Regions from separate parts of the Mus musculus genome. Here all the other regions are linked to region 2. Evidence: chromatin loops called from intact Hi-C (ENCODE). Cell type or tissue: gastrocnemius. All regions are shown on one strand.

Evidence for each region. Hi-C counts contacts between places; a loop is a spot of excess contacts. Peaks named below come from ENCODE experiments on the same cell type or tissue, not always from the same donor. Only the 100,000 strongest peaks of a DNase experiment are listed, where the experiment ranks them.
Region 1: a loop joins it to region 2, with 11 times the contacts of the local background. A loop is called at or near these places in 25 of 42 quality-filtered maps.
Region 3: it touches region 2 in a loop (3-fold over the local background); 4 of 42 quality-filtered maps call a loop at or near these places.
Region 4: it touches region 2 in a loop (11-fold over the local background); 16 of 42 quality-filtered maps call a loop at or near these places.
Region 5: a loop joins it to region 2, with 6 times the contacts of the local background. A loop is called at or near these places in 19 of 42 quality-filtered maps.
Region 6: a loop joins it to region 2, with 5 times the contacts of the local background. A loop is called at or near these places in 10 of 42 quality-filtered maps.

What each region holds. Positions count from the first base shown.
Region 1 is chr16:29,727,519-29,731,518 of GRCm38, reverse strand. No RefSeq gene overlaps it. Among named protein-coding and RNA genes, the nearest start is that of Gm46567, 84 kb to the left of the region's middle. In gastrocnemius, a CTCF peak has its summit at 2,495 (motif pointing left); DNase peaks (open chromatin) are centred at 2,202, 2,471 and 3,482.
Region 2 is chr16:30,233,453-30,237,452 of GRCm38, reverse strand. No RefSeq gene overlaps it. Among named protein-coding and RNA genes, the nearest start is that of Gm33330, 18 kb to the left of the region's middle. In gastrocnemius, no CTCF peak of the experiment used is centred here; DNase peaks (open chromatin) are centred at 932, 1,681 and 2,131; H3K4me3 peaks cover 769 bases; H3K27ac peaks cover 1,193 bases.
Region 3 is chr16:30,006,832-30,010,831 of GRCm38, reverse strand. 4632428C04Rik (RIKEN cDNA 4632428C04 gene) reads right to left here and starts at 2,165. Exons shown (of 3, transcript NR_033631.1): 1 at 2,102-2,165. In gastrocnemius, a CTCF peak has its summit at 1,707; DNase peaks (open chromatin) are centred at 1,169, 1,690 and 2,238; H3K4me3 peaks cover 1,951 bases; H3K27ac peaks cover 3,017 bases.
Region 4 is chr16:30,065,366-30,069,365 of GRCm38, reverse strand. It overlaps Hes1 (hes family bHLH transcription factor 1), which reads right to left. Exons shown (of 4, transcript NM_008235.2): 1 at 3,668-4,000; 2 at 3,440-3,535; 3 at 3,116-3,203; 4 at 1,570-2,494. The coding sequence starts at 3,775. The coding sequence ends at 1,938. Gm32998 (a long non-coding RNA gene) reads left to right here. Exons shown (of 3, transcript XR_876001.2): 2 at 1-479; 3 at 719-1,503. Among named protein-coding and RNA genes, the nearest start is that of Hes1, 2.0 kb to the right of the region's middle. In gastrocnemius, CTCF peaks have their summits at 2,185 (motif pointing right) and 3,093; DNase peaks (open chromatin) are centred at 530, 2,187, 3,085 and 3,620; H3K4me3 peaks cover 3,858 bases; H3K27ac peaks cover 4,000 bases.
Region 5 is chr16:29,632,878-29,636,877 of GRCm38, reverse strand. The region is part of intron 27 of Opa1 (OPA1, mitochondrial dynamin like GTPase); the gene reads right to left. Among named protein-coding and RNA genes, the nearest start is that of Opa1, 56 kb to the right of the region's middle. In gastrocnemius, no CTCF peak of the experiment used is centred here; no DNase peak of the experiment used is centred here.
Region 6 is chr16:29,638,732-29,642,731 of GRCm38, reverse strand. All of the region lies in intron 27 of Opa1 (OPA1, mitochondrial dynamin like GTPase), which reads right to left. Among named protein-coding and RNA genes, the nearest start is that of Opa1, 61 kb to the right of the region's middle. In gastrocnemius, no CTCF peak of the experiment used is centred here; DNase peaks (open chromatin) are centred at 189 and 1,835.

The DNA.
Region 1 (4,000 bases), 510 kb after region 2:
CTAACTATTAATAAGAATTGTCCCAAAGTTTCCATTTATACTGAGTGTACAGTACGGGGTTCTAGCTCAGACTATTCTATTTGGCTTTATGGTGAAGAAGGGGGTAAATTTAAACCTGCCATGAACTTGAAGGTATGGGTGTGTGTGTGTGTGCGTGTGCATGTGCGTGTGTAAAGACATAGTGCTTTGACATTTGTGAAGAGGAGAGAGGGACTGGCAACACACAGACATATCCCTGGGTTCCCAGAAAAGCACACTTCCATAGTGTACCGTAAGCAGTACATTATTGGGACAAGGTGGTAAGGGGTTGGAAAAAAAGTTCCTGCTTTATACCCTTCATCTACCTTCATTGTAATAAACACATAATAAATACAATTTAGTTACAAATGTAATAAAAAACAGAATACTATAATGTAATGTCTGGGTCAGTGGTTCCGAGGCGCTGGAGAATATTAGCTGTGACATGAGGGGATCATCTCAAAAGCAGGTCAGCAACACAGCTGGTGGTTCTGATTCTTTGATCTCAGCCTGGTCATCTCCTGCTACCCAAAGCCCTCCCAGGAGCCAAGGGTGGTACAGATCTAGGGGTCACAACTTTGTGTTACCTCTTCAAGTACAAGCTGAAGTGCACAGGTGCCTGCTGGCATGGGATGCTCCTCAGGCAAAGCAATCGAAAACGCTGATAGATTCCAGTCTTGGACCAACCAGAGGGTATCACAGAACCTGTCACGATGGGCTTGTCAGAAAGCACTGAAGGCATCAAATGTGTTCCTGTGGAGTCCTGAAGAGCCTGAAGAGCCAGAGACCAGCTATGGAACACAGAAGGCACAGTAGGAAAGCCCAAGTAGAATGTGTGTGTGTGCCCTACGTGTTAAAGACATAAGTCTCCTTACCACCCATGATTGCGGTGGGGTGGGGGCGTCTAGCACTCAGCAAACACTGCAGAACTTCCCAAGCTTCTCCTATGCACATTTCCTGTCACAGCAAGTATATTGGTTCAAGGTGGTCCCGTGGATGAAAACAAACGCGAGCCCCAGTGAAGAAACCATCTCAGGGATTGACCCCTTTAGGGACAGATCCCTACCCCTCTCTCCTCTGGCCACCAGAGGTGGTGCCTCCTGGGGGTCTCAAAGCTCACCAGGGTTCAAAGCACTCAGACAGGTGTCAGACATCCTCCCTCTTGGCCCTTCCAGCCCTCACTGCTCTCTGTCCCTGTCTCCCTTGCAGGCAGACTGCAGCTCAATTAGGAAGGCATTCCCAGACCTCTCTGGGACTGGCACGGCCACATTGTTTGCATTCCCTGCCTATGGCTGCAGCTCCCGAGCCAGGAGGCATGCAGATGCAGTCTGTCTGCATCAGACTCTTATCTATTTCTGAGAAAGGACAGGTCTTTTAAGTCACACTTCCAGACCCGCGACGACAATCAGGATGATCAGTAAAGTGTCTTCTGGGCATGACAGTCCTTCATGGGACTCTTTGGGTGGTATTCTAGGCCCATGGGGACTCCATGTTAACTGATTTCTAGTCCATGCTCACTCAGGAGGTAGCCACTGACAAGCAGGGATGGGGTGGATGTGGGTGGTGAAATGCGCTTTTGCACTGGGACAGTGGAAGATGTCAGAAGGGCTCGGTGTGCAACAGAGGGGCTGGATGACACTAAGAAAGTCCCCATGGGTTTTAGACAATGGTTATGGTAAAGAAAAAACAGTCTTTGTTGGCTGGTGTGAAGGTCTCTTTAATACCACACGGGGGGTGGGGAGGGGGCACAGTCGTAGGTGGTTTGGTGTGGGATGATGGGATGACATGATGTCGGGAATTTGCCATAAAACATTCCAGAGAAGGCTGAGGGGTAGACTGATTACCATAATTACTGAGCTGGTGAGCCCGTAAGTGGGTTGTTATATCATTCTTTATACTCTTGTATCTGCTTAGAATTTTTCAGGATAAAAAGTTATTTCTAAAAAAGGATCTGAACGACTAATAATTCACAAATCATAAAATCCGGGATGGTGCTGAGCAGCAGCCGAGGTTGCCATGGGTTAACATTTTTGTCAGATGAGTGATAGGGACAGGCAGGATTTGGGAGCTCTTGGCTTTGTTTGTTTGTCTTCATACCAGCGAAAGCATTCCCCCCCCACACAGGGTGTGATCCACCCTCGCCTCAGACACCCCTCAATGTGGGGCTTTCTGGCTGCCAGAGTTGAAGCTGTCCTGGCCCTGACCAGACCCACCCTGAGGCTCAGCCCAACCCCACCCCCACCACTGCCCCTTTTCCTCCCATCCAGTCCAGTTCTCCAAGCCGTCTGGAGAAAATTATCCAAACCCCACGTAGAAAATTTAAGACCTTGGCAGTCGTCCCATAGATGACTCCCAAATTATGCCATTCCAAAGGTGGGGGGGGGGGGGGAAGGCCAGAAGTTCAGAACCTAGGTGCCCATTGTGTTGTCTGAGAGCTGTGAGCGCCACCTGCTGGCAGAGACTGGCAGAAAGGGACGCCAAAGATGGCCAGGAATTCATCCAAAACAGGGCTAAGTCTGTCAGATCTCTCATACTAGAGAGGATTCACTGATTAGCAGAAAGAGAACTGAGATAGAGGGTGTGTGCATGTGCATGTGCATGTTCATGTGGGTGTGCGTGAGCACTGGGACTTGTGTGTCTGTAGATTTATACATGAGGACTGACCACATGCTGAGCTGTGTGTGCTGGGACGTGCATTGGGATGATGTGGCTTCGCTCCAGAGTGAAGACAGTAAATAAGAAAATCCAGCTGAGCTGTATCCCTCCAAAGGAAGTTTCCGGATATCCACTCATCATTAATATCCAGCCCAGGCATGAGATATATGGATCTCAGTAATTGGAGTTTTCACGAGGGGAAAGTAAGGCCGGCAACATACTCAAAGCCCATCCTGAAAACAACAGGTTCCCTGAGGAGTTAGGGCACCTGGGGATAAAGATCTTGTGAGTTGATGAGTTCATCTTTTCTGTTTTGCAGAGAAGGAACCAAAAGTTTAATTAAAAAAAGAAAAAATACAAGAGGAAATATGTCTACATCCTTGTTAAGAGTTTTTTTCCACCATGAGTTCTGGTAACCAGTCTCCTCCACCAGTACAACCCAGCACATGCACCAGGAGGCTACTGGGGCTTCTGCCCTGTCCTGCCCTGCCCTGCCCTGCCCTGCCCAGCCCAGCCCAGCCCAGCCCAGCCCAGCCCAGCCCAGCCCTGCCCCATCTTTACCTCACCTTTTCTATTTTTCTCTCCCAAAAAGCATTTCCTGCGTCATAAATCTTGAGAAACTTATTGGTTTCCTGAGGCATCCCTTAGTCCAAAGATGTGGCTTCACAGCCCAGACCAGGAACCACCCTGAGGCTAGGGCTCTACTGTGGGAGCAAAGTCTCTCCTAGAAGGTGGTGGGAGGACACTAGCCCTCCACCTGTCTCTGAGGGCTCACAGGCACTGAAAACTTTCCCAGGCTTCCTGCAAACATTGCCAAAACCCCCAGCTTGGATGCCGGCCGAGGGTGACTACCCAGGGGGGGTGCAGCACAAAGTGGAGAGAGGACTCAAGTGGGGCTCCATCTCAGAAGCAACGCAGGGATCAGAATCTCCCTACTGCTTCTGTCCATTTCTTCTCTCTGAAATGACAGGCTTCTTTTGTCTTCTCCCTCTCAGGTGGAGCAGCAAGCCAGTCTTCCTTCTGCAAGCTCATCCCAGAAACTCACCAGAACAACTCTCTGGGGCTTTAAGCTCCTTGTGACTGCATCGACTGCTTTCTCACATGCGCGCTAAGCTATGCCTTGTCCTTGTCTCTAACCACACCAGCCCCATGCCTGAGTGGATGCCAATCCAACTGTCACTTCCTGCTTCCTAACCTCAAATGTTGATTCCTCTACCTGTGTGCTCCAATAGTTACTTTTGTTGTAGAGGCCTTCCTCAAATGGCACCTTTTCCCGGAAGTGTCTAGAAATAGTCCCGTTCTAAACTCAACAGAATCCCCTCTGGGT
Region 2 (4,000 bases):
CCTGAGAATTCAGACAGATAATTACGAGCAGGTGATTGCCGAGAGTCTCAGCACTGAGGGTCAGAAGCTGACAGGTCCTCCCAACCTCTGCTGCCATTTTCCTCTTTCTCTGCTTGCTTCTTCGGCCCCTCCTATGACACAGAGCAGAGACCAGGCAGTAGTATCTCTTGACAGTTGGCTGCCTGACTTGTGGAGGAGACAGATCAAAGCCCACAGGGGATGATAGGTCACCCCGGAACCCAGGTTCTGGGGCATCCTTTCATCCTCTGGGTCTCAGTTTCTCCCATCCGGGATGCAAGATAATTGGATGTGGGACATCCTATCCTGCCCTCTGATTCAGCACTCTTGGGGAGGGTGAGAAATCTGCTGTGTGAAATCTGACCAAAGAGTGCTTAAAATAACACTTCTCAGCCTTGATATCAGAGGATTCGTTCGTGTGTGCCAAACAGATTGTGATTAAGCCGGTGGAAGGTGGCCTTTAAGCCTGAATTTCTAGCGATCTCCCAGTCAGTGCTCAATCCCTGCCAGTCCTGTTTATACCCTGGGAAATGAAAAGCTGACTCACAAGACCCAACCACAGATCCATGGGATCAGAAACTCTGGGGTATCGACCAGCAATCTGTCCTTACGCTGTCTCCGAGGTTGTTTCAATACCCATCAAGTTCAAAACTACCGCTTTAGGACAGCTGATTCTGAACTTGACTAAGGACTGGAAATTCCTGCAGAGAGTTTTTGAAGCCCTGGTGCCTAAGTCAAGCTCTCATATTCAAATTTAATAAACACGGGATGCCAACGTGGAGGCATCAGGATTTTTAAACACTCCGAATGAGTATGAGATGTACTGAAGGTACTGGCTTCCAGGCTGAGAGTCTGCCGTTCTCTGAAGCCGCTCTGCCTGAGACTACCATGAGGGGGCGCTGTGGCGCCACGGGGAAAACTCCGCGCTCCGGGCGGCTGCTGGTCCGGGCTGCGGAGGTGGCGGCTGCGCCTGGGGGGCGCGCCTCCGGGAGCGGCTCCTGGCCGAGGCTTGCCCTGTGCCTGCATCTGTACCTAATTAATGCTGGCGGCTGCCTAGTCGCGCCTGACGTTAGATGTGCTGGTGTTGGGGGAACGCCTGCAACCACTCGGCACAGGTTCCTTTACTCCACTTTGTTCTCTGCCTCCTTCGGGACTCGGGTTCACCCCTGCGGCTGCTCCCTGACACTCTCTGCCTGTCCCAACGTCACCTCACTGGGTTCCTTGTCTCTTTCCGAGGATCCCGGCAAGTTCCCCAAGCCAAGGGACCTGCTGATCAGCTCCAGAATCCAGCTCCTGTCATTCTCTCTCATGGTTTCTTTCTCTCTTCTTTCTGCCCTTAGTTGAGCTCTGTGGGTCTTCATAATAAACGTTTTCATACACAGGGTTTGCCTCTGACTTTGTGACACATAAAGCAGGGCCGTTTGTAAGGGACTTTCGACGTCTATGGGGGTAGGGAGCAGAGAGTTGCTTCTGAGTTTTAATGGCTCTGTGTGTGTGTGTGTGTGGGGGGGGGTGTTCTATTTTTAAGGATGAGGCTTTATTCTGGAAAGGAGAGTCCCTTGTTTAGCTTCTTAGCTAGCTGGATACATCACCCCCGCCCAGGGGGGCTTTCCCCACAGGCAGTGACCTTTATCATAAATAATCCACTTCATATTTCATCCCACCCACTTTCCCATCTGTTTGATATTCTGCCTTCCCTGGTGCGAGGCCTCATCTGGAGACAAGCCATGTGAGTAAAAGAAGCTTGCCCATCCCTGGTCTGATGGCTGCCTTGCCCTGCCAGCTTCTTCAGAGCCTACTTCTGAGGGGACAGAAGAGGAAGGGCAATTGGAGAGACTGTGTGCTTCTTTCCTGACCCCAGCTCTCATTTCCAGGGCTTGGTTTCCTTCTTTGAAGCCTCTGCTACCTACCTAGATTCAGGTCCTTATTCCCAGGCAGTTGGCAGGAGCCACTCCAGTCCAGGGGAAACTGAGGCCAAAGAGGTTAGAAGGGACCCCCTCGAGCCACATAGCTGATTCCTGGCAGGTTCCACGTTTCTACAGAATTGTTCAAAGCTCTCCCTAGGGCCAGTGGACACTTCCTAGCAGCGAGGCAGTGGTGGCAGGGGTCCAGAGGGAACTAGTTTAATTTGAAGAGCAGCCGTCCCTCCTAGAATCCAAATGAGCAATATCATCACAGAGCCCAGGGTGTCAGAGACTGGGCCTGGGCTGTGGGCAGAAAACAGGCCTACGGGTTCAGAGGGGAATCACTCATCAGACATAAGGGGGAGGGCTGGGGGACTTGATGGGGGAAGTATAGATATGCTGTGTCAGAACGAGTCCTGCTCCCTCTAATGGGGCCCTGAATGGGGCTCTCAGGTGGGGCTAGAGGATAGACAGGAAAATTTGGGCAGCCACCAGTTGGGACAAGTGTCCGTCCCCGTCCGTTCCCCCCCCCCTCCTGCTGGCTTGGCCATATGTCTGGCCAAAGCCTAGGTGGAAACCAGAGCTCTAAAAGAATAGCTCGGGTGGACGGAGCTCTGTGAGAGTGTGTGTGTGGGGGAGGTATGCTGGTAACTGAGAGAAGAGCAGGAGAGGGGCTAGCTCAAGGTCATGGGACAATTAGCAGCACAGCTGGAGCTTGGATGCAGGCACTGGACGGTGAACCAGGTTGTCTTCACTATTGTTCTTCCATATGGATGGATGGATGGATGCTTGGACCCTGCTCCTTCCCTTTTTGTTTGTGTTGCCATGTCTTGTTGAGACTTTGCATGGACATTTTCAGTTGTGTCTTTCTGCTCCCAAGTTGTTGTTGTTGTTTCTCTCCTCCTCCTCCTCCTCCTCCTCCTCCTCCTCCTCCTCCTCCTCCTCCTCCTCCTCCTCCTCCTCCTCCTCCTCCTCTTCTTTCCCAGAGAAAGGAAACCCTGTAATCTTATTCATCTATACCAGAAACCCCACCAGAAAGTCATGGTTCTTTTCAATCACATTTCCCACATTCTAAGTCCCTACAGGTAGAGGTGACAAGAGTCCATGGGACCTACTCTCTGGGATTTGGGGGGAAGAATGCTTAGCCTGCGGCATGCAAGTCTGACAGGAAGCCTCAAATCTAAGTGGTCGTCCTCAGCCACGCCTGCGGGTCTTTGCCTGCAGCTGCTGAGGGAGGAGGAACCGGCTCTGAGTGCGCAGGTTTCGTCTGGCTAGTCCCAAAGCTCACCACACTTCCTGGACCAGGGTTTCTGGCAATGTGGGTCTCTGGTCACCTGCAATACCTTCAGTACCTCGTTCAGGCAGTTGTTTGAAACAAGTAGTTGAGCCTGCTTCAGGCTCATGCAATTTGGAGGTGGCCAAGGCAGGTCCTCCCTTCCCTCATGGCCTGTCTCTGTTGGGGTTGGGGGAACAACGATGATCAATAACTAGTATGGAAAATATGTTAATTGCATGGCAGAGTTGAAAGTAAAAGTAATTTCAAAAATAAAGAACACTAGGTATGGGGCTAAGAAGGAAGTATGTTGGTTATAAATGGATGTATGTATTTATATCTATGTATGCATATATTAATTTTTCGAGACGCAGTCTCTGGATCCTCCTGCCTCAGTCTCTTTAGTACAGGGCTTACAGGTGTATACTATCATACCTGGCTTTTTGTAATGTTAAATGTAGCAGTTTGAAGGTCTCTTACTGTAAAAGTGACATTTGAACCAAGACTTCAAAGAGATAAAAGCCCTTAGCTATTGAATCTGGTTCCTGAGCCTGTTCCAACCTGTTCCTGAGAACCCTAAGAAGAGAGCCCAGGGGCCTACACCTCCAGAGTCCTTTAAAGGTGACACTTGGCAATCCTTGCTTCTCACCTTGATTTGTGTCCTTGCAAAGCGCTTTCCCCTCCCAGCCCAGGAAGTATGTGCCTAGGTGTGACTTCAGAGGTGATATCTGGATGGAAGCTGGACTCTGGGGTCTCAGTGGTACCTCTCGGGGTGACATGGTAATCAGCTCATGAGGAGTAACTC
Region 3 (4,000 bases), 230 kb after region 2:
CTCCTGAGACAATGTGCAGCAATGTGGCCACATCTTGAAACCATCAAGCTGTGTGGAATGAGGCAAACTGGAGCAGAGTAGGCTGTGTGGTAGCACTTCTATACCATTGCAGATGGGTGAAAACTGACCAATCATGGTGGCAATGAGACCAAGAGCCCTGAGGCAGGACCCCTACCTGGTCCATTCATCCTTTATCACACTAGGATAGAATTAACTCCTTAGGAGACTTTCTAATTGCTTGATTGAGAGCCCCAACTGGAGATCATGGGACTTCAGAGTAACCTTCCTCTTCCTCTGCTTCTCTCAGTGTCCACTGGCGCCATCAGCGTCTGCTGTGTCTCCTCTGGAGCCGTGCTTCATGCTGGCTGAATGACCTAGCATATACCCCGTTGACTGTGGATCTCCAGAGGGGACATCTCGGTTGGTCCTTTGACACACTAGCATAACTGAGCACTTAACTGACTGAGTCACAGGGCAGGGGTGGTTTATTTCCCCAACCAAGAAGAGTTCGAAAAGTCCTACCAGGGTCTACAGAATCTGAGCTGTGGAAGATGCAAATGGCGATTGGGCAGGTCCGGGGGCGGGGGGGGGGGGGGGGCTCACAAGTGAGTGCTATGGGGTAGTGAGAGCAAAGGCTGTGTGTGTGGGATAACCTGAACTACATCTAGACACCGAGGTGACATTTACAGGTCCCAAACTTCTGGCAGATGGTTTCACCTAAGTCTCTTTAATGATAAACCAGGTGCTGGGTGTGGTGGCACGCTCCTGTAAGTTTCAGGGTCAACCTAGGCTACATTAGTAAGACCCTGACTCAAAAAAAAAAAAAAAAAAAAAGCGCGAACTTTGAACCTTGGTCTGTGGGACCTTCAAGTCTGATGAAAGCTGCGGGCTTGTGTGGTCTCAGAATAGGTAGATGCAGATCGGGGTGGGGATGCACGCAGCAACAGCTGCAGAAGTCATGTAGAGTTCACACACGCCCAAGGGAAGCCAAGGTTGGAGTGCTCAGCCTTCCCATGGGGACAACACCCACCACAGTCACAGTCCCCCGCCTTTTTTAAAGTGTGTGGTTATGTGGGTGTGCATTTGTCCGCGCAGGCTTCCAGCTGTTTGCTTCTATCTGTACAACGACTGCCAGAAGGAACTGCGACCTAGACTTTTGATCCAGTCAATAAACACACGGGAGCTGGGCCTGGCCACAGTGGTCAGACTCAGAAGCGAGACTCTAGATGAAGGGACAGTAACGATAAAAGCCTTCCCCTCACCCCTCCAGTCTTTCTGGCAGTTCGTGTCTGAATCTAAAAGCCAGAAGTGGCACCGTCTCTAACGAGCAACTTCTCTGGTTTTCTGCTTTGTAACTAGGAGCATCACCAGGAGTTTGAAGCCACAATGAATTCAGACTAGTTTGGATTACAGATACCCCCTCCCCCCCCCCCCCCCCGGTCTAAAAAAAGCAAAGAACGCACAAGGAACACAGGGTGTGTAGGTATCCGCCGTGGTGATGTATCCCCCACCCCTCTGTCCCCCCTCAATGGACAAGCATCGGAGCCTCTGCTGCTGTACGCCTAGGTAGCCAAGGGTTAACCGGCGTCCCCCTCCCCCCTCCGCCCCCGCCGGGCTGGGCAAGGCGGGAAGGCGGCGCGCCGGGTGCCAAAGTCGGAACCTGCTCTCGGCAGCTCCCCGCGCTGCCTTGACTCACCGCCAGGCCTGGCGCGGCCGCCGGCTGTGGAATGTGTGAGCGCCATGTGTCACCGCCCCAGACTGTGGGAAAACGCTGCTCCGCTCACCTCCCAGCAGCTGGCCCGCGCCCGCCCGCCCGGGAGCCGGGAAACAGGAGCCGCCCGCCTGGGAGGCCGCCCGGGGCCACTTCCGAGCGCGCGCCGCCTCTCCGCCCACACGCCGGTCCCTGCCGGCGACCCGGGGCTGCGGCGCCACCCGCAGCGAGTGGCCCAGCACGCCCTTCTTTTGCCCCCGCTGGCCTTATGCATCCTCCTGCTCCACCAGGCCGGCCTTAGACACAGAGAGCCCCTGTTCTGAGAGCTCCTGGGCGGTGACCTCTTTCCGGGAAAGGGCCAGAGAACTGAGGGCTATGCAGGGGACTGACCTCATGGGGTTGTGTGACAGCTCCAGTCTGGACCTTGCCAGCCCTGAACAGGAGGTTCCACTCTGCCTGACCCTTCCCCCGGAGAGCTAGGCAAGAGCCCTGCACCTCAACGCGGGGGCAGCCTCCCCTCTAGTCATTGGATGAGAGTCACATGGGTCCAGAAGTCAGCCAGGGACAAGGTTTCCAATGCCTAGCCATGCAGGGAGATGTAGGCAAAGTCACATTCTGGGTGGCAGCCATGCAAGACTGGAGACAGCGCAGTGCACCTTGTTCCGAGCCTGGCTCTCCACTCCGTGGCCAAGTGTCTCTTCAGCCAAGGCTCCTTGTGGTGTCGCTGCCTTCCAGGGCAGTTGGGACGAAATCAGATGGGGGTGGGGGCAAACCTCGGGGTCCAGGGATCCAGGGTCTTCACCTAGCATCAGCCTCTGCTGCTTTCTGAGGGGTCGAGGTGTGTGTGTGTGTGTGTGTGTGTATGCCACCCCCGTAGGAGGCTCGGGACCTGGGTGGGGTCTCTGCTGTACCCAGCTCTCCTCCAGCATGATCTGTTTCTGTTTTTTCTCCCTGCCTGTTCTTCACAGTGGGCGATGAGGTCTCACTTCTGTGGTTCTTCCCAGGCTAACCTAATCCAGTTCAACAGCTGCCTCTCCTGAAGTCCCCATGCACTTGATTTCTGTCCCCGCTCTGTACCGGTCATGGCCTGCCTAACTAGTCTTTCTCTCTCCTGCAACTTCTTATTCAAAGACGGGCTACCCTTCTATGTACCCCCCCCCCCCCATGAACAACACTGAATTCTGCATGTGACAGCCACTCTGCAGATTGAGTGCACCCCCACATGAACACTTGTCAATACCATTTATCACAGGTTCAGAACCTCATTGCCCAGACATGTGACCTCGGTCAGGCTAATCTTGCCATCTCAAATCTCTCCCCTCACCTGCAGAACATAAATCTGAGTAGGGTGTGGTGCCACAGGCCTATGATCCCAGCACGTAGGAAGCAAGAAGATCACAAGTTTGAGGCCAGCCTCTGCTTTCTATTGGGGAATCTAATGAAGAAGAGAGGGAGGAGGAAGAAGAAAAGAAAAAAAGGGGGAAAAGAATGCATTCGGTGGTATTTGGTGCGCTATAAGCTTTGAATAATGAAACTCCAGTTAACGACAGGATGCATCATGGCAGTGGTTCTCAAAAGAGTATGTCATCTAGTGACACCTTACCCATCTTACTTTGTATAAGTGCACTCTATGAAGTTCCCATAATGATAAGGTCAGTGAGAGATCCCTGTCATTAATCCATATACAATTGCTAAAATACCATAGACTGGCGGCAGACATTGACTGACGCCCAGTTCTGGATGTTGAAGTCAAAGAATAAGGCACAGGTGACTCAATTCCCCTGAAGTCCCTCTTCCTTGGCTTATAGGCAGTTTGTAGATAGTCTTCGCTTTTTGTGGATTCTTCTTTTTCCCATCCTTTATTCCTCCACCCCCTTTTCACTACCTATCACTAGATAAGAAGGAAAGGATAAAGGGGAGACAGAGATCCTTGAATCTAATTCTTTCCTTTTGTTTCTTCTCTGAGTATGAGAAAACTGCATCCAAAACCCCACCCACCCTGCCTATTGTGGCTCTAGCATTTACATACCCTCTGAAAAGTTCCCAGAATTCCAGAGGTCACACAACTGCAGAAATTGTCTGCAGCTGGCAAAACTGTGCCTCTGTTAGGGCACGAGGAAATCACGTCAGCTGCTGCAGACAATCTGAAGCAGCCCCACAGCCCCACACTGGGATTAAAACAAGAACACTTTCTCATAACATTTCTGTGTTATTTAAAGAATCTGAAATTCCAGAATTGTCGCCACAGCAGCTACTTTCTCTGTGTCCTCCCATGGCAGAGGGCTCGAT
Region 4 (4,000 bases), 170 kb after region 2:
AAGCTGCTGCGTGACACTTTTGGTGACATTAATAAAGATGCATGAAGAAATTAATTTCCCTTGTAGCCCCCTCCTCCATAGATGTAAAAGGAATTACTTTTATAAAATTGAGTTCCTGATGTCTTGATTATTTCTACTACAGAAGCTAGGAATTCTTGGTGGAAACAGAGGACTTTAATATCTAAATTTGGGATGTGTCTTAATGGAGTAATTGTTACTATGTTTATGTATAAACAAAAAGGAAAACCAGGAAAAAATGGAATGACAAAGTATGCGTTGAATACCTTTCTTGGGCAGAAAATAAGGCAAATAGGAGCCAATTAAACAAAACAAAACAAAACAATCTTTTAAACCTCTCTCTCCGGGGGTCGAAGCTGAAGGTCCTGGAAAGAACCGGCTGCTGTCTGCTAGATCATTCCTGTGATAGAGCCGCACTCGGCGCTGGCCTGTGGGAAAGGCTACAGCCAGGCGGGGGAGAGGTAAGGCTTTTGAAACAAGACAGAAAATCGTTGGCTTTATCTTTGTTAGGAAAGCTTCAAAGATTGATCTCTCCCGCCTCATCCTTCTCCTCCCAGAAGCCGCCGCTGTAAGGGAAAGGGGGTAGGGGGTTGAGAGGCGGGCGGGAGGAGCGGGGGCTGGGCGGAGGACTGGCCGGCTGTGGGGGAGGAAGGGCGCGCCGGCCAGACCCACAGCGCGGCTGATGTGTCTGGTCTCGCAGGGCTCGTGGTTTTCATTTCCCCAACACCTGGATGCAGTCAAACACCTGGCCAAATCTGAGAAAATCTGACAAGCCTTTGTGATGGGATTTGGAAGAAATTCCCTGCAGATCCTGGCACAGTTTAAAGCTGTCCGCTTTGAGTTAGGACTTGTTAAGGAGGGTTGTGTGAGCTGAAACCCGAGACAACCCTTTTGCTTCTATCTGGAGCCCACATCTTGCCTGGAAATGGGGCATGACCATGCGAAGGGGTCGCTTGCTGTTTGTATTAAAAGGGGAAAAACGGCCCGTGTGCCTGCCAGCGCAACCCCCACATGCTTTCTCCATTAAAGTCAAGCGCAGAAACTTATCAGAAACATATGTCTGCTGTTAATCATCTGGCCCGGGCTCCACTTGGGAGTCTAACTAGTTGTACCCTGGCAGAGAGAATCTGTTGACCTTTTCAGCTTGCTTGAAGAGGGTGAAGAGAGGCATTTCAAACTTTGTGATACGGGTGCCAGGGGATGCCTAGCTACGCCTGAGTAAGGACAGACAAATGAAGGTCCCAATGCTGGAGGGCTGCAATGTGGCTTGAGCGCGCTTTTACTTTAGGAGGCCAGTGGCTACTACAGGGAGTGAGTTGGGAGCCGCCCTTTGGAAGGTAAAAAAATAAGGACTGTTTATCAGGAAAGCCCCATCAAATGAATTCTCATAAATTAGGTCTTCTTAGATCATTGAGTGTTGCTGAAAGGTTTGATGGTTCCTGTTTAAAACTTTAAAAAATACATCCTATTTCTGAATTGCCAAACTACATGAATTTCAAGCCCCACCACTTTTTTTTTTTTACAAATTTTGAAATAATCAGTTCTAAGACATAAAAGCCTTCACTCTTTTATTATATTTTCTCAAATAAACTTCCCCAAAGGAAGATATTTTAAGAGCATTTTCAAACATCTTTGGCATCACATAAAAAAAGAAATCTCGTGTAAAAAACGAAATGTCATCTCAACTTTTATAATACAAAGGCGCAATCCAATATGAACATATAAAATATATACAAATGCAGTGCATGGTCAGTCACTTAATACAGCTCTCTACAAAAAGTAACTTTTTAGAATTAAAAAAAGCAACAAAATAACCACCAAATTATAAAAGTCTCTCCTAAAATCCAAGTTCGTTTTTAGTGTCCGTCAGAAGAGAGAGGTGGGCTAGGGACTTTACGGGTAGCAGTGGCCTGAGGCTCTCAGTTCCGCCACGGTCTCCACATGGAGTCCGAAGTGAGCGAGGAGCCACTGGAAGGTGACACTGCGTTAGGACCCACCGAGGTCCCACTGTTGCTGGTGTAGACCGGGATGACCGGGCCGCTGTGAGCGAAGGCCCCGTTGGGGATGAGAAAGGCAAATTGGCCGTCAGGAGCCGGCACCACTTGGAAGCCGCCAAAAACCTTGGCAGCCTCTCCAGCCTGGCTGCCCAACTTGCAGGGTGCGCTGCCGGGAGGGGGCGCCGCGCCCCCGGGGATGGGCACAAGCGGCGGCGGCGGCGGCGCGAATGGCGCGTGCTGGGGACCGGCAGGTCCTGACGGGGGCGGCGGCGGCGGCGCCTGCAAGGCGGGGTGCGCCTGCCCGGGGTAGGTCATGGCGTTGATCTGGGTCATGCAGTTGGCCAGGTGGCCCAGCAGCCGAGTGCGCACCTCGGTGTTAACGCCCTCACACGTGGACAGGAAGCGGGTCACCTCGTTCATGCACTCGCTGAAGCCGGCGCGGTATTTCCCCAACACGCTCGGGTCTGTGCTGAGCGCGGCTGCAGGCCAGAAGGAGAAAAGATGGGTCACCGAAAAGCCCTGGCCCCGGAGCCATACAGCCTCCCGCCCTGGGAGGTCCCCGCAGCGCGCCTCCGGAACCACCTGGGGTTGGGAGGGTTGGGTAGGCTAAGAACAGCCAGCTCCTTCTCCCTAGGTTGGGGACATAAGCCAGGACACTCCCTCCATCTAAACCGATCTCAGCTCCAGATCTGCCACCCCTAGTCCCGCGCGCGACCTGACCTTGGACAATGCCACCCAAGGCGCCTTCCAAACCCCACTTCCCCTCCTGCGGCAGGGGTTGGACCGGTGCTAAACCACTGACCCCTACCTTCTATCCAGCCCCAAACTTCCTCAGTCTTACGTCCTTTCGCCCTCACCGGCTTCTACCACAGCCAAGCTGCCCACCACCCTTCTCGGCTACAGCCTCTCCCTCCATTTCCGGAGCAGTAACAACTTGGGAGCTGTGGCTATAAATAAGACCCAGACCGTGGGAACGCGGAGTGAGCCAAGGCAGTAAAATGTAGCTGAATGCCTCTCACAACCGCGGGCGGAAGTCTGGAAGAAATCACCGCGGGCCGAGAGGGACACCCGCAGAGAGGGGACGCACGCGCGGTCCTTACCGGTCATCTGCGCCCGCTGCAGGTTCCGGAGGTGCTTCACAGTCATTTCCAGAATGTCTGCCTTCTCTAGCTTGGAATGCCGGGAGCTCTGCGCAGAAAAAACAAGGGATGAAAGTCAGTCCTCCTTGTCAGCTGCCTCCGAGTTCTGAAGGTCCCCGCCCGCATGTCCCACATCCCAGGGCCCGGCGGCCTCTCTCCCGCCAGTGGGAACGTAGTGCTGGCGGGGTAAGATCCACATGCAGCAGGCTAAGAGCTTAGTTCTTTGTGCCTGGGAAATGCCATTCCATTCGTAATTAAAAATAAAAAAAAGCATTGCTCACTTACATCTTTCTTAAGTGCATCCAAAATCAGTGTTTTCAGTTGGCTTAGACTTTCATTTATTCTTGCCCTTCGCCTCTTCTCCATGATAGGCTTTGATGACTGCAAAGGGGGAGAAAAGAGGTCCTGAGTTCCCACGGGATCTGCCATTTCACCCCGAGGTTTTAAGAGAAAAGTAAAAGGAGTCCCGCTGTGCACAACCCACTTAATTTCTAGACGCAGGTACTGTCTTACCTTTCTGTGCTCAGAGGCCGTCTTTGGTTTGTCCGGTGTCGTGTTGACACTGGCTGGGGTAGCAGCCACCGGGGAGGAGGAATTTTTCTCCATTATATCAGCTGGCATTTTCGTTTTTTTTTTTTTTTTCTTCTCAGTCCCCAGAGAATTTTATTTTTGGAATCCTTCACGCAAAAAAAAAATAATTTTTTTTTGCTTACGTCCTTTTACTTGACTTTCATAAGAAAAACTACTGAGCAGTTGAAGGTTTATTATGTCTTAGGGCTACTTAGTGATCGGTAGCACTATTCCAGGACCAAGGAGAGAGGTAGACAGGGGATTCCGCTGTTATCA
Region 5 (4,000 bases), 600 kb after region 2:
ATATGCTGGGGTGGGGAGGTGGTGAGTGGCAAGAATCACAGGGAATTTTCATGCACTTTAGGCTCCACATTGAGAATAGGAAAGTGTTGTGGGGTGGTTTCAGTCCCCATGCTCCAGGTCCACTGATCTCATCTGTGACAGTAGCAGGTGCCAGAGAAGAGGAGAAATACAAAGTAGTCAACAGAAATTAAATCTCAGACTCACATGACATTCTTCCTCTCTGAACACAGTAAAATAAAAACACTCCAGCTAACTATGTTTCTGTTAGCTATGTCCTACCTGCTTTTAAATTTAGATTTAAAGTGGCATGAAGAAATTCTTACAACTATCCTATAAACTAGGACGGTGTTTGGGTCACTGAAAGCATCTTTGTAGACATAGGAGGCTTTGCTAGGTTTCTAATCGTGGCCTTGCAAATGAAGTACTCATCTGTTGCTTCCCGTGTGTCATCGTCATTTTAAAATAAACAAATGCATCTGTTTTCTGACATTCAATAATATTAACCATGGTGAGCAGAGTTCTCATAGTAAGCATGACTTCTGTGGCTGAATATCTGGTAATTCAGAGGAAAAAACCCCTTCATATCTGTAGTCTCTATAGCCAAGTTTTATAGTCACAAGTGAGTGTCACACAGCCAAAGATACAAAGGTTGTATCTTTGCTTCTTTTCTAATTATCACGAGAAAGCACAGGATGGCGGATAAGAGGAGGCTGGGAACGTGAAGAAACACAAAGAGGAGCCTGAACAGCATTGTATGTGCTCAAGAGAAACAAACTCTAAGTTTCCAGCAACAATTGCTTGCTGTCTGGGAGATGCTCAGGCATCAAACAATAAAGAACAGTCAACAGAGGCAAGAGGCTTCGCACGCTGCTGCTCTCCTGCTCTTTAATCCCTCTGAGCTCTGGTAAAAAGGCCAGCTGTTGCCACCTCGTGTAGGGTAGAGGCAGTCAGCAGAGCAGATTAACTGGGGGTGGGGAAAGGGGATATTGCAAAATTCCAAATTAACAGCCACTTTGATTTCACTGCTTTTAACACAAACACTATACAACTACACCATCACAATAAGTCTGCACAATGACAGCTAGAGTTTATTGTTTTTATATTTCATATATTTTATGTTCATATTTGTAAATATGAAGAAATATACAGAAACTTGGTAGAGAACATTTCAACACTCTTAATCCTGCTCAACAAAACCCCAAAAGTTAGAATGACAGCCAGTTAAAAGGGAAAGGGTTGGTGTATTTAATTGCTGGACGTTAGGACTCAGGTATGAACACAACACACTGAAGAGCTCTTTACTTTGGGGCCTGGGGCTGTGGTTCAGCTGGGAGAGTTTGCTGAGCATAGGCAAAGCCCTGATGGATTGGGCCTGGAACCCTTGTTCCAAGCACTTAGTAGGTGGGAGCAAGTTGAGCACGAAGTTCAAGGTCTTAGATACACAGAGAGCTTGAGACCAGCAAGGGGAGAAACATCCAGGTTTTGGGCACCTCTGATTAGAGTGGGACCTGGCAGTCTGGAGAAAGTTTACCGGTCAAATAAAGACAGGCTTCCTTCAGTTCATCTATTGACTTCATATGCATGACTTCAGCATGCGTATGGTGTTTCTTTGGGTGTTTTCAGACTGAAAGCCTCAGTTCCAAAGCTCCTGCTCTGGCGGGAAGGACTAAGGATGAGAAGATCACTGCTGATACCGGGGACAGTCTCTCTGACATAGCACTATGTACACATCCCAACACAAAGGGTAATTACATGTATACAGTTATACTTTCCAATGCCTTGAGTTTTGTCCTCTAATAAATTAAAAAAAAATCATCAGATACTATGTGTTTCTAAGTCTCCGTTTTTTATTCTGACAAAAATAACTATCGTTACTCCACAGGGGGGACCCTAAGGAGAACGTATGGAAGGCAGTCTCCATGCTCTAGACAAGTACACAAATATCAGCTCACACCATGAACAACTTCATATTTTGCACAGAGCTAGAAGCCTGTATTATAAGCAGGAAAAGAATCCTTTCTCAGAACAAGCTGTCTAAATAAATGATTGCAACCATCCCTTTAACTCCTGGCTATCAATGAGTATGCATATACAAGAAATAAAAGTATAGCTCGAAGCCAGGCGGTGGTGGCACACACCTTTAATCTTAGCACTCTGAAGGTAGAGGTAGGTGGATCTCTGAGCTACAGGACAGCCAGCATATTTCCAAAACAACAACAAAATATAACTTGGGTCTCTCAGTGGACACAAGTTAAGAAAAGCATCTCACCACGTACTAAGGAAACTTGACCAGTGTTACTAGTGCACAGGGATTAACATTTCCAAAGTGGGGAAAACAGAACAGATCTCAGAATGTTAGCACTCTTTTTTAATATGGTGACAATAATAAAATCAAACATTATAGAAAGGACAACTTTTGCCACCTGGAAGAAAGTAATTTTTTTTACATTTTTATTCTTTTTCCAGTTTATTATTAGGTATTTTCTTCATTCACATTTCAAATGCTATCCCCAAAGCCCCCTATACCCTCTTCCCACCCTGCTGCCCTATCCACCCACTCCCACTTCTTGGCCCTGGTGTTCCCCTGTACTGGGGCATATAAAGTTTGCAAGACCAAGGGGCTCTTCCTAATGATGGCCGACTAGGGCAAGAAAGTAATTTTAATAGAACTTTATTTTGATAGGCACACTACTAAAAATTTCATAGGTAGGAGCTGGAGAGTTGTTGGTTCAGTGGTTAAGAGTACTGAATGCTCTTCCAGAGGTCCTGAGTTCCAATGCCAGCAACCACATGGTGGCTCACAATCATCTATAATAGGATCCAATGCTCTCTTCTGGCATGCACACTAACACACATGAAATACATAAATCTTAAAAAAATTCACATGCAATCCAAATAGCCACCTTCACAGCTGGTTCTCCACTTAGACCCTAGAATCTGTTGAGCTTGCTCTGATTACAGAATCAAGATTCTCATGAAAGTCACCCAGGCTGTTTATACGCTGCGGGAGGGAACTGTAGCTAGAACCGCAGCAGGAGGATGAGCTCAAGTGTCACCATGAGGTGCTCTGTCACAGAGGATGTCCGTGAATCCCATTTTCTGTGTTTCCACATGACACTGATCTTGTATTAGCTAGAAACATAAACTTTTTTCTTTTCCTGTTTCATCATAAAACAAAAACCACCTGGCTACAGAAAAGCTGTAACAACACTACAAAACCATCATCTCTCTAGAAACAGTTACCGTGATTAGGCTTCATCATATCTAAATGTTGATGTGTACAGCTGGAAGCAACCTGTATTTCCTTAAATAAGTCACAACTGAATAGTCATGCCTTTGAAACCAACACAGATACACAGATACAGTGCTTCCCAGGGACACAGACTGCATTCCTGACTGGTTGTGTTCAATCTGGACTACTGTTTCAGTCTTGTCTTGTCTTTGATGTACCCGATGCCCTCAGGTCAGCTATTCTGTAGGCAATATTTACCTGTGGTTTTTCTGATATACAGCCACATCTAAAGTCCTATATCTTTAGTAAAAATGCCAATCCATAAGGTGGCACAGGACTGTGACGACCACATGAATCAGGTGGTGACTGCTCAGATTTTTCCATGATGTAGTTACCTTTTAAAATAACAGGTATTTTCTTTTAAAACAATCTTAATAATAGGTCTTTTCTGTTGAGAATATTATGCGTAGTAAGATAAACATTCTATTCTTTACCACTAATTTCATCCTTCTCCCCATATAATTCCTAATTAGAGGATTTGTGTTTCGTTCAATAAGCTACACTATGTCACTGTCTCAGTTACCTGAGGTCTGCCCAGTTGCAGTGTCAAACAGTGCCTGTGTTGTGTGATAACGACACATCACATGTCAAATACATCCTTATTTCTTACTCTAAAGAGTTCCAGGTGTATCCTGTCCTTCCCATGCTCCAGCTATCAACACCAATGTGTGTCCAAGAGTCTTGACTTCTGTTAACAAGCTTCCTGAC
Region 6 (4,000 bases), 590 kb after region 2:
CACCCAGGCAGCCCTTAAAGAGATAGGGCATCATTTATCACTTGCAAAGACAGATTTATAAGAAGAGGGCCCCTTCTGTTCCTTTAAGACTGCAAAACAGATGGGAAGTGAATGGATAGTCAATGGGACAAGGAAACACATGGGAGGTGCTGCAGGATGCATGTTCCCAGCACAAGAAAGGAGGCCAAGATTGTAACTGCATGACTGGGTCCTGGAGAGGGTCTGTCTTCAAGCTGTTACAAAGACAAATGCTGCTCCTCACCCAGCCGTCAAACTGTTATAAATATTGGTTTGTCAAAAGACCTTTAGTGCTGAAGCCTTAAAAAGAAGTTATAGCAGATAAATGAATCACAAGAAAGAGGCTCAAACAGTTCATTAATGTAACTTTAAAAGGAGAAAAAATATAAGCTCAGAGAATGTAATTCCGATTTAGGAATTGAAAGCTCTAGTTAAGCTCAAGTTGAGATGAAATAAAAAATGAAATACAAGTCATAGTTCCTAGACAGATGCTCTATTAGGGGAAGCACACCACACACAAGGAGGTCTAGTTACTAATACAACTTGTCTTTCTCCTCTCAGAAATGTTTGGGATCAGAAATATACATTTCTGCTTTTCTAGCTGAACACCAAGAATCTGAAAATATAAAATCTAAAATGCCCGAAAACCTGAGAGTCAGAGAGTATCATGTGAGTACTCAAGTTTCAGATGTTACAGCCTTTTGGATTAGAAGTGCCCGACCTGCACTTGTGCAGTAGGAGCAGGAGGTCCCAAAATACAGGGAGTCCAGAACTGATGTTACATATTATTTAAATTAGAAGTCATCCTTTTTAATTTTAATCACACTTTCTTTTCCTCAGCTGTGTGACATGGGTGCTGGAGCCTTCCTAAGAGGAGTCCATGCTTTTCACCACTGTGCTAGCTCTCTGGCTTCTAGATTCTTTTTTTTAAAGAAGTGATTTATTAAAAAAAAATAACAGGTGTTGGTGTGTGTATATGTATATATGAAGGGAGCATATGTGCATATAAACTCTAGATTCTCGATACTTGATTTCACTAAGAAAACAAGTTCTGAAACACTTATTAACAATACAAAGCAAGAAGCCAAATCGCAAGAGTTGTGCCTATGGTCACTCACAATCAAACCAAAGACCCAGGTGAACAGAATCATCAAGCAACTCTAAAAGGCACCGGTGCTGACAGAGCTAGCTCCGCTCTGCCACAAGCCTTCGTGTACCTGGCTAACTGGTTTAACGTCAGCGAACATCAACTTCTAACTATGACAATAGGGAATGCCTCCTCTCAGGCCTCATGCAGCTCTAAGAGACCTCTGTCAACTACACAGGCCTGAGGGACAGATGAGTCCAAACGAACGAATGGTGCAGTCACATGGAAATAGCATCTATTTCTGAATAGAATATATTCTATTCCTATATAATTATTCTCTCTTCAGTTTTAGTAGTCCATTGGAAAAAATTTCAGTAGTGATGAGAATAAAATATTCAGAAGAATCAAGTGGATTCTGGGAAGCAGGGCTGCACGCATCCATTTTTCACGATTAAAAGGTGGCTAGAACCCCATGGAAGGATCATCCACTGCATCTAAGGGAAACAGTCCGGGCATCTCTGGAGAAGGACGACACTATGAAGGCACAAGCACACACAGCAAGGCCTGGTCCTCAACAGGTGGCTCGACTCTCAAGGAGAGTGACTGTTACTACCCAACATGCTACAACATGGCCTCCGGGTCCCAGGGACTCTATAGAGTAACCTTTCAGGAAGTTCTAGTTTTATTAATGTCGCTTGTTCTCTGAATGAGTATTTTAGAACCAAGTCTGTACAAAGCAACAGAAGTGAACTGCAGCCCACCCTGCTAGCTGAGAAGCTGGATGCAAGTGCACTGACAGTGAACTCAGAGCACACGGGTAGGAGAAGACAGCCCAGAGCTCTCAAGACACTGCCCCGCCCGCCACACTCAACAGCCTACTGAGCTGCAAGGGGAATGGTATAGTTTCTGGTTGGGGCAGTTTTTAACATGTTCCCCCCACACCACCCCCATAATAATAAAATACTTAAAAAACTGAGAACCGAATTCCTGGTAGTATACTCGCTAGAATTTGTTTAAAGACAGAGAGAGCTGTATACACGGCTCAGAGTAAGAAGTTGTGCAAAACGGAGGAGATAAAAGATTAAAAACAAAGCAAAGCAACCTTAATTCTGTCTCAGAAAGGGGATAGGAATTCACTTTACTTACTTAAGCCCCCTTGTACAATTTAAAGTATAAAAACGGGAACAGAGCAGAGAGATGTGTAAGGAATAGATAAGATGGACTGTTTTATACATGGATGGGAACAGAGGAAGAAAGAAAAATCTCCCTAATGTGAAACTGCAAACAGCGGAGACTGACGCCACGGCCAGCCGTTATGTAGGCCTAAGCCGTGTCTCCTAGTGCTACCACCATGAACATGTTATTTGGAAAAACAATGTACTTTTAAAATTGAGTAATCGTGTACAGATTTCATCATTCTCGTGAATAGAATAAGGAAGGTGATGATTTTTCTTTCGAGACAGGGTTTCTCTATGTAGCCCAGGCAATCCGGGAACTCGCTCTGTGACCAGGCTGGCCTTGAATCCAGAGATTTTCCTGACTCTGCCTTCTAAGTGCTGGGATCAAAGGTGTGCGTGCAGCACTGATGGCTGGCTTAAATGATGAAAAATTTAAGGGAATTTGTACTGAACTTATTGGGAGGGAAAGTTTAGAAACATGTAATAGTAAAATAACAAAATTCCTTTGGCTTTAACCTATGTCTTTATCTACCCCTAAGAAATGTACTTCACAGTGAGCATGGTGGCCCAGGCCTTGGAGGCAGAGGCTAGCCTGGGTCTTCACAGTCAGTTCCAGGCTAGCCAAAGATGAGTGAGAGCCTGTCTCAAACAACCAAAAGAGAAAAAGAAGTGCATTTCCCATATACTTGGCGTAGGGTATCGATAGTGGGTCTATAACCACACCCTTGGCGTAGGGTATTTACAGTGGGTCTATAACGCATGAAGTTCTCCTTTTTACAATGTTTATGCCTTGCTTGATTTTATTTTCTATATACTTTCATAAGCCAGCAGATTACATATTGTGATTAGATTTGCATTCCCTCCACTAGGTTTTATTTTTATCACCTTAGAATTGGAGAGAGTACACAGAAACCTAAACACTGAAAAAGTGGGGCTGAAGAAGAGGCAGCTTTGAGGTTAAGAGCACAGGCTGCCCTTCCAGAGGGCCGGGGTTTAGTTCCTCGCTCCTCGTGGCAGTTTACAGTGGTCTATATTGCCAGGTGCAGGGATCCAGGGCCCACTTTGGTCTCCTCAGCCATGAGGCATGAATACATACATGAGGCATTTACATATATGCATACAAAATAAAATAATCTTTAAAGAAAATTTTGGAAAGCTTTCACCTCACCTTTAACTTTATTATTTCATCCTAATAATGCTCACCAAGGAAATGATAAGCATTATTAGAAGAGAAAAAAATTGTAGTTTTAAGTATGTATCTTGGATTCCACACTAGCACACAAATAGAACTTTTTTCACAGCAGTGGTTCTCAGCCTGTGGACTGCAACCCCTGTGCCAAACCTCTATCTTCAAAAATATTTACATTATAATTCATAACATTAGCAAAATTACAGTTATGAAGTAGCAACAAAATTAAATTTACGATTGGGAGTTACTGCAACATGAAGAACCACATTAAAGGTCCCGACATCAGGGTGGGCGAGAAGCACTGCTTTAAAGTAATACAGTACATTGGTTGGGGTTACATATACCTTTAATCCTATCTCTCAGGGTTAGGAGACAGAGGCAGGCAGGTTTCTTTGACTTTAAGTCCAACCTGCTCTAAACTGAGATCCAAGCCAGTCAAAGCTACACAGTAAGACCCTGCCTGAAAATAAAACAAACAAAAATTTCCACTACAAATCCAATTCATGGATTATTGACAATGACATTGCT